Linked DNA regions of Homo sapiens: all the other regions are linked to region 2. Evidence: chromatin contacts called from ENCODE Hi-C or POLR2A ChIA-PET data. All regions are on one chromosome and are shown on one strand. The core of a region is the stretch at or near the end of the contact, and the rest is flanking DNA. Distances in the headings are between cores, read along the strand shown.

Evidence for each region. A loop is a pair of places that touch in the nucleus more often than their neighbours do. ChIA-PET counts read pairs that join two places held with the same protein, here RNA polymerase II (POLR2A). Pooled maps may share reads with other maps.
Region 1: a loop to region 2 is called in a map of PC-3, with 3 times the contacts of the local background. The contact joins two enhancer-like sites. A Hi-C loop is called at or near these places in 4 of 168 maps with a recorded cell type or tissue (PC-3, ascending aorta, endothelial cell of umbilical vein and 1 more). POLR2A ChIA-PET finds 5 or more read pairs at or near these places in 2 of 52 experiments (A549 and WTC11).
Region 3: a map of endothelial cell of hepatic sinusoid shows a loop between it and region 2 (2.8-fold over the local background). The contact joins two enhancer-like sites. A Hi-C loop is called at or near these places in 3 of 168 maps with a recorded cell type or tissue (PC-3, endothelial cell of hepatic sinusoid and mesothelial cell of epicardium), 3 of 37 single-sample maps with no recorded cell type and 5 of 50 pooled maps. POLR2A ChIA-PET finds 5 or more read pairs at or near these places in 1 of 52 experiments (GM10248).

The regions. Positions count from the first base shown.
Region 1 is chr6:1,891,974-1,896,639 of GRCh38, reverse strand. The region is part of intron 7 of GMDS (GDP-mannose 4,6-dehydratase); the gene reads left to right. Among named protein-coding and RNA genes, the nearest start is that of FOXC1, 280 kb to the right of the region's middle. Within about 2 kb of position 1,484, at least 2 of the 41 ENCODE cell types and tissues checked have a DNase peak (open chromatin) inside an H3K27ac peak, as active enhancers do; they include PC-3 and ascending aorta, where a contact is called at or near this core.
Region 2 is chr6:1,837,683-1,842,260 of GRCh38, reverse strand. All of the region lies in intron 7 of GMDS (GDP-mannose 4,6-dehydratase), which reads left to right. Among named protein-coding and RNA genes, the nearest start is that of FOXC1, 230 kb to the right of the region's middle. Within about 2 kb of position 1,345, at least 4 of the 41 ENCODE cell types and tissues checked have a DNase peak (open chromatin) inside an H3K27ac peak, as active enhancers do; they include PC-3 and ascending aorta, where a contact is called at or near this core.
Region 3 is chr6:1,780,167-1,784,809 of GRCh38, reverse strand. The region is part of intron 7 of GMDS (GDP-mannose 4,6-dehydratase); the gene reads left to right. Among named protein-coding and RNA genes, the nearest start is that of FOXC1, 170 kb to the right of the region's middle. Within about 2 kb of position 2,854, at least 3 of the 41 ENCODE cell types and tissues checked have a DNase peak (open chromatin) inside an H3K27ac peak, as active enhancers do.

The sequences.
Region 1 (4,666 bases), core at 235-2,734, 54 kb before region 2:
TCTGACTCTGCTCCCGCCTCACATGGGTCCTGCCTCACATGGCCCTCACCTGACACCCCCTCTCCTCCCAGCACCGAGCCCCCTTCCCCGCTGTCAGATTCCCCGGATTTGTCAGTCGTCTATACTTTCTTACATGCTTTCCCCACGTTCTGAAGTCACCTTCTCCTTTGCCCATTTGTCCACTCTAGTTCCCGCCAGACTTTGAGGTCCTTCGTGTGAGGACTTTGTCCTTCCCTCTTGTTATTCTCACCACTTGTTTGCAGTAAGTTCCTCAAGAATGTTATGGAGTAAATAAACAAACATGTCCCAAAGGCCTTAGCTCAGTGCTTCTCTAAAGGCAGCAATCTTGCCCCCAGGGAACGTTTCCAATGTCTGGCGACAGTTTTTAGGGGGAGTGCACATATCTAATGGGTTGAGGCCGAGGATGCTGCTGAACATCCTCCGATACACAGGGCAACAATGAATGGTCCAAGCTAAAAGGCCAGTAGTGCCAAGTTTGAGAAACTCTGCCTTAGCTCCAGCCCTTACATAATCATCCTCAAGCCAAGCTCTCTGCTCCCCCAATCTGCTTGTGCCTTTATTGGAGCCCTTAGGAAATTCCTCTTTTTCCTTTTCCATATTCTTCATTAGATTGTGCTCCTGGAGGTCAGGAACGATGAATCACTCAGCTTTGTAGCTTCAGTGCCTGCACTGTGGCTCGGTAAGTAATAGTTGAGTAGAAGAATGGATAGGGAAAGAAAGGAGTAGGAGAAGAAGCTGATGGCATATTTCACCGCTTTATGTTTTAAACTTAGGTCAGCTCTGGATCTGTCTCTGTATCTGGTGGTTCTGGTTAGAAACAAAGAGAGGGGCCAAGTGGTGAGTAAACTGAGAACTATGTACAAAACCTATTGGGCAGGATACTAGTTTCAAACTGACAGGGCATAACTGGCGTGCATGTTCATTTTGTTACACATTTCTATTTGATAATGACCAGAGTTTACATAGAAGGTGGGAAGAATAATCATGTAAAGCACGTCTGTTCAATAAAAGATTCTTTAGTGATAGAAATGTTCTTTATCAGTGCTGTTCAATACAGTATCCCTGGCCACACATGTGTATTGAGCACTTGAGTGTGGCCTATGCACATGAAGAGCTCAGTTTTTAATTGTATCATTTTAATTGATATTATCTTAAATGGTCATATGTGGTCACTGGTTACCTTAGTGGGCAATGCATAGCTGAAGTCTGTTTTTTGGCTGACCCCACTACACATGATAGCTTGGCAGTGTTTTGTTAAGCTTACTATAGTTCATTTTGACCAGAGGAAGATAACACAAAGGTTTAAAAGAAAATGCAGCGGAGAAACGGTTCATCTTTCCAAGAAACCCTAGTGTTCTGAGTCACATCATGAGTAAATGGTGGACGGAAGGCAGGTTTAGCTGGGCAGTCATCAAAAATCATGAAGGGCAAGCAAGCCAGGTACCACACCCTCAGGCACTCCCCAAACTCGTTGCCCATCGGATAAAGTTAGTCCAAGTGCCAACTCCTGCCACAACAATGCCTTATAAGGACTCTTAAATCCTGTCTGACCTTTGAACAGGTTCAGAGTGTGCTGTGTTCAAATGGGAAGGAATATAAAGTAATTCTAGAAGATATCCAACCGGTTGATAAATTGTAGACCCTAAAGGGGGAAAAAGAACATCTTTTGTCTGGAATTTACTTTGAGGGGATGTGATTTTTGAGGGTAAGATTTTCAGTAGGTAATAAAGTAAAATCCCGTACCTCAACTAATAACTATTTCCTAAATGTCTGTTGCTTTAATCTTAGTGTCTATAGACAATGGGGCCATACCTAAGAGTACTTTTAGATTTAACCTCCAAACTCCATGGAGCTCAGTCTTTTGTATAAAACAGAATTTTTTAAAAAAATGATTGTATTACCATCCCATTTCTCTATAATGCTTTTGACAAAATATCCTGTGGTACTTGATTTACATTTATTCCCTTACTGGATATCTGATTGTGGAAATTAAAAAATAGGTATAACATCTCACTCTCTATGTAATAAGACACATTTAGGTGAAAATGAGATAAACGGGTGCTCTCACTTTGAAACTGTAAAGAAAGCACTAAACAGCATTTAAGATATTTAATACCAGTATTCATTATTGTTCTCTTAATGTTTTAATATTATGAAATGTTTTAATATTAAAATTAGGTGGTTACTTAAGGAAGGAATAATTTTCCATAACACTGTCCTAATAAATACCCCTATAATATAAAACATAAAATAAATACCTATAACACAAAATATGAAATATACGTCTAGTATAAAGGACTTTTTGCTTGTAACTACACCATCATTCTTCCATTGGAATTCCCCATAGCTTTTCTTAGAGTGGCAGTAAGATCAGATTAGAAGTGTGAGTAAAATATTATTGCAATCAATTAAAGCATTAGGCTCATAAATTGATCAATAACTTTTTGAGAACATGATAGGTCGTGATTTCATTTTGTTGAAGAAAAATGTGATAGCTAAGATGAAAAGACATGTTTATTTTTGTGTCAGGTGTTCTGTGATTAGTTAATTAAATATTTTCATCAGTTCCGGTGACCTCTTGTCTCTCAGCTGCATATTGACTTTCCCAACTGTGCCTTCCATCCTTCTGGCTGCAGTAAGAGAAACCAGATTTTCCTCAGCCCCTCCAGGCTCTTTCTTATCTAACTCAGGAGCGCCTCCTGCCAGCGGGGCTGGGCAAAGAACAGACCCAGAGGTCTCCATTTTTGTAAAAAGGTTCATGGCAGGTCGGTTATTTTTCAGTATATTTTTTAAAGGCGTGGTTGAGCTAATTTAATTTCTTCTGTTCATTAATTTCTCTCCTTTCACCTCCACCCCCTCTGAATAAACGGCCCTTCACACGAGTCCAGTGTAGCTTCAATACACCTTATTCACACTGCCTTTTATTGCAGCTGCATTCCAGCCAGCTGGAGGTGGCCTGGCTGCCTCAGCTTTCCCGATTTAGCTCTGGAAATGACTTCAGCATGGCAAAAACGTTTCACTGGCCAATTTGGAAAACAGGATTCAATTTGTGAAGAAAGCTCAAAATGGCAACTGAGAATGAAAAAGAGGATGGAGAAGGTTGCGGCAGCAAAGCAGTAAGGGAACAGAGATGGGCCGGGTGCAGTGGCTCACACCTGTAATCCCAGCACTTTGGGAGGCAGGCGGATCACCTAATGTCAGGAGTTCGAGACCAGCCTGGCCAACATGGTGAAACCCTGTCTCTACTAAAAATACAAGTTAGCTGGGCATGGTGGTGGGCACCTGTGATCCCAGCTACTCAGGAGGCAGAGGCAGGAGAATGGCTTGAACCCGGGAGGTGGAGGTTTCAGTGAGCTGACATCGCGCCACTGCACTCCAGCCTGGGTGACAGAGTCAGACTCCGTCTCAAAAAAAAAAAAAAAAAAGAAAACAAAAAACCAGAGATGAGAAACTGTTGTTCTCTGCTCATGCTCCTTCCTTCTTCCCAGCTGGGCCCCCATTTCCACTCTCTTAAATTGAGGTCAGGTGGGAAGGAGGTGGATGGGGAAGCTGCAGCCGAAAGCCAGTTCTTTGCCTTGCACTTTCGTTGCCCTCTTTGGGACTTCTCTTCCTGGCCCTGGCTTAATTACGGGACTGATATAAACAAGGAGCTAGTGTGGAACTCTGCACAGGCCGCTGGAGAGGACCAGGCAGCAGTTGCCAGGACTGGGTTCTGTGCAGCGGTCTTATCTGGGAGCAGCCATAAGAAGGGAAACTGCAGCTGCAAGTCAGAATGCGTGTCCAGTCACAGTAGGCCAAGGCATTGGCTGTTCCATTGACACAGCTAGGGGTAAAAAGTGGTAACACCTTCTTTTTTGCAAACACTGTGAACCTAAAGCCACCCTGATAAATTTGTGTCTGTCTGTTAGATCCAATAGTTAATTTTTAAGTAATTCATATAGGGAGTTAAAAGCTTAATTAAGGCTGGGTGTGGTGGCTCATGCCTGTAATCTCAGCACTTTGGGAGCCAAGGCAAGTAGATCACCTGAGGTCAGGAGTTTGAGACCAGCCTGACCAATGTGGTGAAACCCCATTTCTACTAAAAATACAAAAATTAGCCAGGCATGGTGGTGTGCACCTGTAATCCTGCTACTCAGGATGCTGAGGTGGGAGAATCACTTGAACCTGGGTAGTGGAGGTTGCAGTGAGCCAAGATCATACCACTGCACTCCACCCTGGGCAACAGAGCGAGATTCCATCTAAAAAGAAAAAAGCTTAATTAAAAGTGGATTTATGGTAGTGGGTTTTGGTAACAGATTTGTTACTGAAATGCATTACAGACAGGCAGATTCCAGATTCCCAAGGCTGATGGATTTCAAGTCTAGGGAAGACATATTTCTAGGTAAAAGCTGTATGTGTATTGTGGCTTTCTCTTTGGATATATATTTCAGTCTCCCCCGAGAGAAAAGAAATGTCATATTTAAGTAGGAACATACTTTAATAATAGGTGCTACTTACATCTCTACTATGTTGTTTCTGTTATGTGGGATTTGTGGTATAAAAATAAGCAAGTATATTATTTATAGTTTTTTTCTTAAGAGAACACTAAATTTTGAATAATTTCAAAAGCCTATGCTACCTTCAGAAGTTAAGCATGGATCCTAAC
Region 2 (4,578 bases), core at 96-2,595:
GGTGGGACTGTAACGACCACTACAGCAAAGCCACTACAGAAGACTTTTTGGAGGAGGGGATTTTTGTGCTGGGTTTTGAAGAATAAATAGAGTTAGGAAGAGGTGAGGTGGAGATTTTAAGTTGATGGAACATCATATACAGAAAGTTCAGAAGTGGGAGAGAACACAGCCTTTGAGAGGGAACTGTGAGTATGTGAATATGGAGAATGGTTAGAGTCACAGGGGATGAGCCTGGGGAAGAGTCCATGTGTGTCACGTAGAAGTCTGAATGCCATTCCGAATTGTGAGAGCATCCAGAGAAGATATGAGGAAGGTCCTGGTTAAGACAATGGTGGGAAAAACGGAGAGGAAGTGGCATTTAGGGAAATAGGCATTGCAGGACGTTCTGGCCAGTGGGATAGAAGTGAGTGAGAAGAAAGCAGTCAAGTGGTGGATATGAACAAGTCACGTGTCCTCCAGCCACTGGAACCACCTGTGTCAGCGTCCTTCCTCATGGTTCTTCCTCCCTTCCTATCTGTGTCTCTACATCACAAACATACACATGAACACCACCTACCTGTACCTGTACAGAGAGACAATTTCTATAGCAGTGACACTACAGCAAAAATAGGGATATATGTGCAAAATATTGTTAATTTGTTGTGTTACCCATTCTGATATTAATAGCGTCCCCTTTCCTAATCTTTGGAAATCTTTTAAATAAACAATTATGCTTATTTGAGGAAAAAAATGAGTTGGTAATTTCTAATTAGCAGTGACATGGATCTTTAGTAGGAAGCAATCATTTCAAAAACGTTAGCATTTGGTTATCAGCTTGTGAGTTTGTTAGGTTCGATAGAAGTTTCACTTTGCAGTGAGAGTTTGGGAGGAAACACTATTTTCCAGGATCATGTTTCTTACAAAGGACTAAAATATGCTTAAGCCAACCTCCTCCCTGCATAAAGTTCACCTCTGAACTAAGACCAAACTGAAAACAAGGAACGCCTTGAAATATTTTGGGATGTTCTGAGAGCAAGGGATTCTAGGAGAGAGAGTTCATTTGATTTTTAGCACTTCCAGCACTTTAGCACTCCTTAAAGGTAAATGCCCATGACTTACCACCCTTATTCTTTTACTACATAGGATCTTTTTATATCACTATAAAACATTAGTCAACAAAGCTTAAAAAAATCCCGAGAATTAAAAATGTCTAGCTAGTTCAGTCTCTGATACCTACATTCTGTTTATGCAGTGTGTCCACCTGGCAGAAACATGAAAAAAATTTGACTCATAAGTTTCCGTCTGTCCTGTTTGTTTGTAACTTGCATTACGTGTACAGTGTAGCTGGATGGTGCAACAGTCGCCCTCACAATGTCATTAGTGGCTGCCAGATCCGGTGAGCTCCAAACTGCCACTGAGGCATTTTAACCAACCCGAACGCTGTTTGTTGAGATTACCCTCAAGACCACACATTACGGCTATTCTACAAATTTTTCCTTTTTTTAAGTCTAGCAGAGTCACATGCCAGTTTTGGCTCCTTTGAGAAAGCAGGCTTCTGGATTAGCTGGCCACCAGAGCCCGGTCTCCACTCAGTGCTCCACTTGGAAGTGCGGCTGACCCACACTTTGGTTTCTTAGAGTAGCCAAAAACGAGCATCTGGCCCTAATTTAGACTGAGCGTAGGGGCTCCCCACTAGCAGCAAATACGTCTCTTGCCCTCTTTCCTCTCTGCTGGGGTATAGTGTGGGGGCTGGATATCAGCAATACATGCTCCTGTTTTCCTGGCTTGGACTCTCTCACTTCCAGTAACATTCTTCTTTTTACTTGCACAAGCCTAGTTGACATTTCTGGTTGGCATGTTTGCCTCTGTAAGCCATTTTCATGACTGCTGGGTTTATTTAACACTCATTCAAAAAGTTTTGGAGAACCTACTATGTGCCAGGCACGTGATGTATGTTCTGGAAGGGGTGAGGAGAGGCAGAGCGTGAGAGGGGTGGTACCACTCCTGAACTAGAGACCTGGGTGCCCCTTCCAGGTGGGAGGTCTTGCAAAGTCTCAACAGAATAGCATTCACTTATCTTTTTAAAGTGGGTATTGCCTAATGAGGGCCCTTTCTAGCCCATCTTTTGGATTAAAATACATTTCAAGAACTGTGACATTTGAAGTGCACTGGTTTTGTGCGTAACATTCTGTGAGAGTTTTACACCATAGCAGAAAAAATGCAGTCCTCGCCTCTCATTGCTTCTATCTAGGCATTTTCTGCCTAGGAAACCTCAAGGAAATTTAAATAATACACTTCCCAAATCATACCTCAATAAAGTTGATTTCAAACAAATGAAAACAGTTTCCAAAATATTCCTTTCACGATTGCGAGCCGAAGACGAAACTGGTTCTAAAGCATCCCACAAAGGCGCAGAGGGCTGGCCAGAGCCAAAGAGCAACCCACGTCCCCTCGGCTGCAGCCTGCTCCTCACACTCATCACTGGGACTCCTGACTGGCAGCACACCCTGCCCCTTCCATGGGTAGCATCTAGTAACAAGTGCTTTCAGCTTTGCCTGACAGAGCTCATTGTGAAGCCCATGATTTTATTTCCACTTCCAGGGTGAAAATTACAACATCAGTTGGAATAGTACATCTGACTTGGAATAGACTAGAGTGGTCAGAATGATGGATCTGATATATACTTGAAGGGATAATTGTACACAACCAGTTTAAAAGCTGGTAAATATTTAAGGGTCAGGGGTTAAATGTCAAAGCCACAGTGCTTGGGCTCAGCTCCATAAAGTATCTAGAATGACTGCTAATTAAATCCAGGGTATATTTCACCAAAGGGAAATAAATTTGACAGCTAACAACCAATACTGGATTACCACCTTACAGAGGTTAGGGATCATGCTAGTAATTGTAGGTGGTTTACAGTTTTTAACCCAGTACTAATCGGGAGGATGATTGCTTACAGTTACAGATTACCATACTAAAGAAAGTTAAGTCTTATGAGCCAAAAATAAGCAGTACCACAAGCATATAGATCTGGGTCCCCTGGCTCACTTCTTGTTTAAAAATAAATGCCCTCTGGCTGTTGCGGAGCAAATCACTAAAACAAATGTAGACATGCTCACTTTTTTTTTTTCTGAGCTGAAAATTTTCTCTGTGATTAATAATTACCAACCAGTGCTGTAGCCAACTATGAAATTAGATGAATTGGATTTTCAAACCAGAGCAGCAAATTGAAGGCAGAAAAATGTCGGCTAAAGGTATAATAGTCCCTCTCCTAGTCAAACACTTGTCGTTGTACTTAGGTAATGTGATATTTTTCTCAAGTTCAGCATCCTTACATGGGCATGTAATTTGGACGCTCCTTTGGATGTCCCACCTCAGGGAAAAAGCTGTTTACCTTCAGATGAGATATACCTTATGAGCACTAAGCAAACAGAGTAATTGTAATATTTTAATAGGTATGTTTACATGCAGATCTTGAGATTGTTTCTGCATTAGGTGATTTATAGGGCTATATTAAGTAAATCACACTTGGAATGCTGTTCCAAAGAATGACTCATAAAATACTGCCATCTCCCCTTTCTCCTTTCAATAGAGAGCTCCAAGGGAAAGAGACAAAAGAGGAATTCCTCCGCTCTTCATACCAATCACAGTACTAACCAAGAAATCATCCCATTTAATAACAGTTCAGCTATTTTCGATATTTTATTTGCATTGCCAAGTCAGTGTAAAATAAAATTGTCTAACTCAAAATTTCACAGAGGTAAATTTATGTGGAAAAAAACAGCCAAAGCCTTTATAGAAAACCTCATCATCCCTGATACTCCAACTTCTGCAGGCTGAACTAATTACTGCATGATCTTTACTTGAGGTATTGGTTATATCAATTAAGTTGTTAGGAGTAATTTCAATAATGCTAGTGTTTGAGAGAACTACATAGCAAACATGATTTGCCTTAATTAGACTTTTAAATTCAGAGCCCTATCTAAGTCTGGAGCCAAGAGCTCTATTTTGATTCTCTTCTGTATTCACTTAGTTGTAAAGGGAAATTTTTTAATATGTCTGGCTCTAAGTAATTAGTTTGCAAATTTGTAATGTGAGATGTTGTAGGAGCTGAGTTGGGAAAGGAGAGCAAAGCCTCCTCCCTTTTTCTTTTATTAGCATTTCCTGTATCTGGAGACTTCCTGCAAGGATGGAACATTCCTTTAAGTTCAACTCGTGGGAGGTTTGCACCAATAGCATAAAATGCCTCCAGACAGGTACCTACCACTGACCTTCATGCACCTTTTGCCCTTAAAAAAATAGCAATGCTTTTATTTGTCAAGCCTTTCAGAGCACTTGGTGGGCAGTGGAGCCTGTGGGCGGCCTGAGCAGTGTCCCCCTAGTCCTCCTGTCTGCTCCCTGTGAGGCCTGGGTCTCCTTCCTCCCTGAGCTGTAGATGCTGAGCTGGAGATCCTGTCCAGACCTGTGGGAAAGTGCACAAAGCCCCAGCCATTCATCCTGCGTCTTTCCCACTCACTGGGGAAGGAACTCCCAGCAGGAAGGCTTCATTAGCCTGAAAGAATATCGTGCCTTCGCTTTAACTCTTTGGCCCCTATGGCA
Region 3 (4,643 bases), core at 1,605-4,104, 59 kb after region 2:
TACACATAAGCAAAGGAAGGAAGCTTGCTGCTGGGTGGTCAGCCTTAGTTCAGTGTTCCATCCAAAAGAAGCATGAGCCAGCCACACTGTGAAGCATGGGAAAATGGTTTTATTCTTTTCTGCAGTCTCTAGAAGAAGTGGCATAAGGGTGTCAATCACATGACCCAGAGCAGTAAGTCCAAAAGTTTCTCTACCATCCATCTCCCCAGATGTCTCCAGATTTGTTTTATCCCTCTCAGCTCCAGACTTTGCTCTGACATCCGGCCAAATCTGCTGTCTCCTCTCTCCCCTCTGGCTCTGGCCTCTGCTCTCCTTCCCGCCCCGGGTAGTCCTGGGATCAGGCAAACCGAACATCCTCAGGCAGGGGAAAGGGAAGGAGTTTTGCGAAAATTTTCTTTTTTTTTTTTTTTTTTTTTTTTGAGACGAGTCTTGCTCTGTCACCCAGGCTGGAGTGCAGTGGCGTGATCTTGGCTCACTGCCACCTCCACCTCCCAGGTTCAAGTGATTCTCCTGCCTCAGCCTCCTGAGTAGCTGGGATTACAGGTGCCCGCCACCACACCCAGCCAATTTTTATATTTTCAGTAGAGACGGGGTTTCACCATGTTGGTCAGATTGGTCAAGATTATCAAACTGACTTTTCAGTTCTCTGTCCCATATTATTATACTCAGAAATCTTTTTAAATGGACAAAAATAAATAGCCCACCTATAACATACAAATATTACTTTTATTACAACAGATTTAATTTCCTAATTTTTTTTACTCCTGTTAGGGCCTTAACTAAGGCCTTCAGTGAAGTTGAGACATGTTCATGGTTTGGGGTTTTTTTAGGCTTGTTCATCTTGTGTCACAACCTACTGAGTTATCACAAAATCCAGGGCTTGCATAGACCCAGGGGCAAGGGACAGGGCTTCATAGTCACCCAGAGTAACCTTCACATCGCAATGTTGTTTCTGTCACTAAGTACAAAGAGCCTCATGGCCTTTTAGTATGTGTATTTGAAGCTTATTAATGTGAATGAGCAAGCTTCCTTGTCAGATAGCTTATACCTACTGAATGTTTTCAAATTTCTCTCTACCTTGTTATTTTCAGTAGTAATAAAATTACCACCTCTTAAAATAGCCAAGTATTTATTGTAGCAATGTTATCACTACCTATGTAAAACATCATGGCTTCTCCTAAGGAACAAGGAAAGGTTAAATTTATTCAGTGTGCATTTTATTATTTTGATTCACTAATTTTATTCAGATTCTATATTGCAAACAATAAGAGAATCGTGCTCCTCCATTTGGATTGTCTTTGATGTGTGGATCCTGACTTCAGTGTTTGTCTGATACTTGAGTCAGGCATTAGGGATACAGTGGTCAACGAAGCACCATACTTCCATACTTCCCTCAAGGGATGTATAATTTTGCGGGACATGCCCAAGTAAATAGATTATTAAAATATCAGAGCCCATTAAGACTTGCACCTGCACCCCGTGGAACCTCAGGAGCAAGATCTCCCAAAGGAAGGGATATCAGAGTCTTTAAGTTGAGTGATTAAGTCCTGTTTGAGGTTTGGTGTTAAATAACTTGTTCAGAATTCAGCTCCCCAGTTACTCCCCTAGTTATACCAGTTTCTTAACCTTCTCCTCTCTCCTCTCCTCTCCTCTCTTTGGCAAGGTCTCACTCTGTTGCCCAGGCTGGAGTGCAGTGGCGTGATCTCTGCTCACTACAGCCTTGACCTCCCAGGCTCGAGTGATCCTCCCACCTCAGCTTCCAGAGTAGCTGGGACCACAGTTGCATGCTAACATGCCCGACTATTTTAAATTTTTTTTTGTAAAGATGGAGTCCCACTATGTTGCCCAGGCTGGTCTCAAACTCCTGGGCTCAAGCAATCCTCCCACCTCAGCCTCCGAAAGTTTTGGGATTACAGGCATGAGCCACCACACCCAGCCTCTGTGATCCTTTCTTGACAGAGAAATAATAATGCCTCCTTTACAACGTTATTCTGAGAATTAGACAAGTTCACACCCAAGTATGGGGTAGTGCCTGGCCCACAGTGGACATTTAGTCAAATTATTTTATAAGTGTTTTATTTCATTTTGATCTATGTTCTCATTTCACCCGTACTTATTCCTTCCTAACAACTTCCTAATATTTGCCTTTGCCAAGAGTGAGTTAAAATCAGTAAGCTCTAAAAATCAGCCAGTTAGCCATGAGGCATGTCTATCCAAAGTCTCTTTATAAAGAGCATTCATCCTTCTATGGGTAATACGAAATTTGTGTTTGAAGATGGTCCCATTTTCTCTAAATTCAGGTTTTTATTAGTCCTAACAAAGTTGGTCTTAAGGCTTGGACTGGAAAGATATTATTAAAAGATTACAGATTTGAAGCTTCTTGTGGCCTCTGATGAGATAATAAAAATGTTATCTATTTGTCCTTACTCAAGATAAATAAGTAAATGAATGTTCACAGAGCTTAAATTGTAGATGAGTGTGTTTGGTTATGGGCATCTGGAAACAGTGACTCCTACAGTACACCTATGTTTAGGCTTATTGGTTTGGTGTTTTATTTTTCCTTCATGCTTTTTAAATACATGTAACTGGGTCTTTTGCTAGAAATATATTTTGGGCTAAGTTGGTATAAGGTAGTAAATGAAAGAATTGGACCAAATTCTGTGAGTCTGGACTAAACTGGGTCAAATTCTCTTTCTTCCATGCAGTTTCAATAGAATTCCATTGAATTAATTTTACTCATCATAAAATCAGTTGTATTTCAAGCCTGCTTCAAGACTCTCAGATCCTTTTGATCCAAGCACAACAGCCTGTTGCTGTGCAGTCTGTTGAACTTGGCGGCGAGGTGTAGGGACCGGGATTTGTGTTTGAAGTTAGCCCACTTTACTCCTGCTCGTCAATATTTCAGGACAGCTGGGATTCTCTAAAAATCAGTTTTTGCCAAAAAAAAAAAAAAGTTGGTTTGAGAGGATTGCACCAGTTCTATATTATTATTCCTACAATACTGTAAAATTGTACAAAGGCCCCCATGACCATTAAGAATATTGGAATATGGTGACTCATCTTTCAGTACTAAGTTGAAAGGAAAGGAAGTTATGACCAGCAGGGTTCATTTCAGAGGATATTCACAGCGGGATGTTATTCTCCCGGCTGACAATTCAGAGGGCTTAAGGCCATGTGTGGAAGAGCCATCACCACATTTGATTTGAGGTGGCCTCACCTGGGTGTGAGGGTGCCAGGGAGACAGCAGAGGGGAGTAGGCCCTAGAGTTCAGGCTTCACACGCAGGCACTCAAGCTCATCAGGCCCAGTGGGAGCAGTGGCCTGAGGAAGTAGGCAGAAGGCTCGGCAGAGTCAGCTTGAGGAGCAGAGGGCTAGAAGCCCAGGCCAGGGCCCAGAGTAGCACAACAGCAGAAACCCACGCCAGCGAGAGTAAGCAGCGAGAGCCCAGGAGCCGGGCAGCAATCTGCACACTGGGCAAGGACCACCAGCAGCAGCAGGAACACAGCCCATTCTGAGCTCTGTCCTTCACCCGGGACCTGAACCAGCAGCAAGGACACCTGGAGGAAGGACCACGAAGGCAGGGAGCCAGGCAGAGCTGGAGACCCCTTCGTGAGGCCTGCCTTGGTTCCCTGAAACACAAGGCCATTTTCTTACTGTTGGTCAGCAAAGAGCTTTTTCTAAACAGCAAGCTGTCATGTGCCTTCTCGGTGTCCTTCGTCTTGCAATCGTGTTTTCCCACTTAAGGCGAGCGCTTGGGATTCGATGCTTTTACAACACAGATTGGTTTTTGTCGAACTGCAACAGTTTCAGAGAAAAACTCGCTCCCCACAGACCAGTCTTCAAACTCAAACTGTGTTCAGAATGAGATGTGAAAGGAAAAGGAGAAGGGAAATCTGGTTCTAGTTTTTAAAATATAAGTTTGGTTCCTTGATGTAATTTGTAAATCCTGGGTTACAGTTCAGTCTCTCTGATTAAATGGAATCATCACCTTGGTGTATAACAAAGCAAAACAAGATGGCGAAGTTCTTCTGAGTCTGACATCTCACCAGGCACTAGGACTCCTGTGATGGCGTGAGCGAGCCCTGCAGCCTGGGGAGGTGGCAGTGAGCCGTTGCGTGTTGATGCTGCCGGCACCTGGGCAGGAGACGGGCAGAGGATGGGCAGAGCAGCGCGGGAGCCAGCTCCTGGGCCTGGCACCCAGCAGCCCCGCTCTCCTCAGGCAGGCAGAGAGGCTGGGAAGCAGGAGGGGAAGGAGAGGGTTTATAACTGACCAAAAGGCTCCTGGTGCTGCAGACAGGCAGAGAGGTGGAGGCCCTGCCATGCCGTCCTCTCCCAGGCCAGCAGAGGAAGCGCTCTCAGGAAGCTGTGGGGACACCGTTGCCACTGCATGAGTAACCCATAATAACAGTAGTAGTTGCCATTTATTGAATACATTCTGTGTGTCTTCTAGCATCCTTGGTACTGTAATTTAACCCCTAAAAGAATCTCTGTGGCACTACATGGTAGTATCATCATTTTACAGATGAGAAGACTAGGGCCTGGAGAAGTGATTTGCCTGAAGTCACACATTGCCAAAGGATTAGAAATCATTATTTAGAAAACAAAACTTTTACTCATCAAACTTACTTATACAAAACACAATTG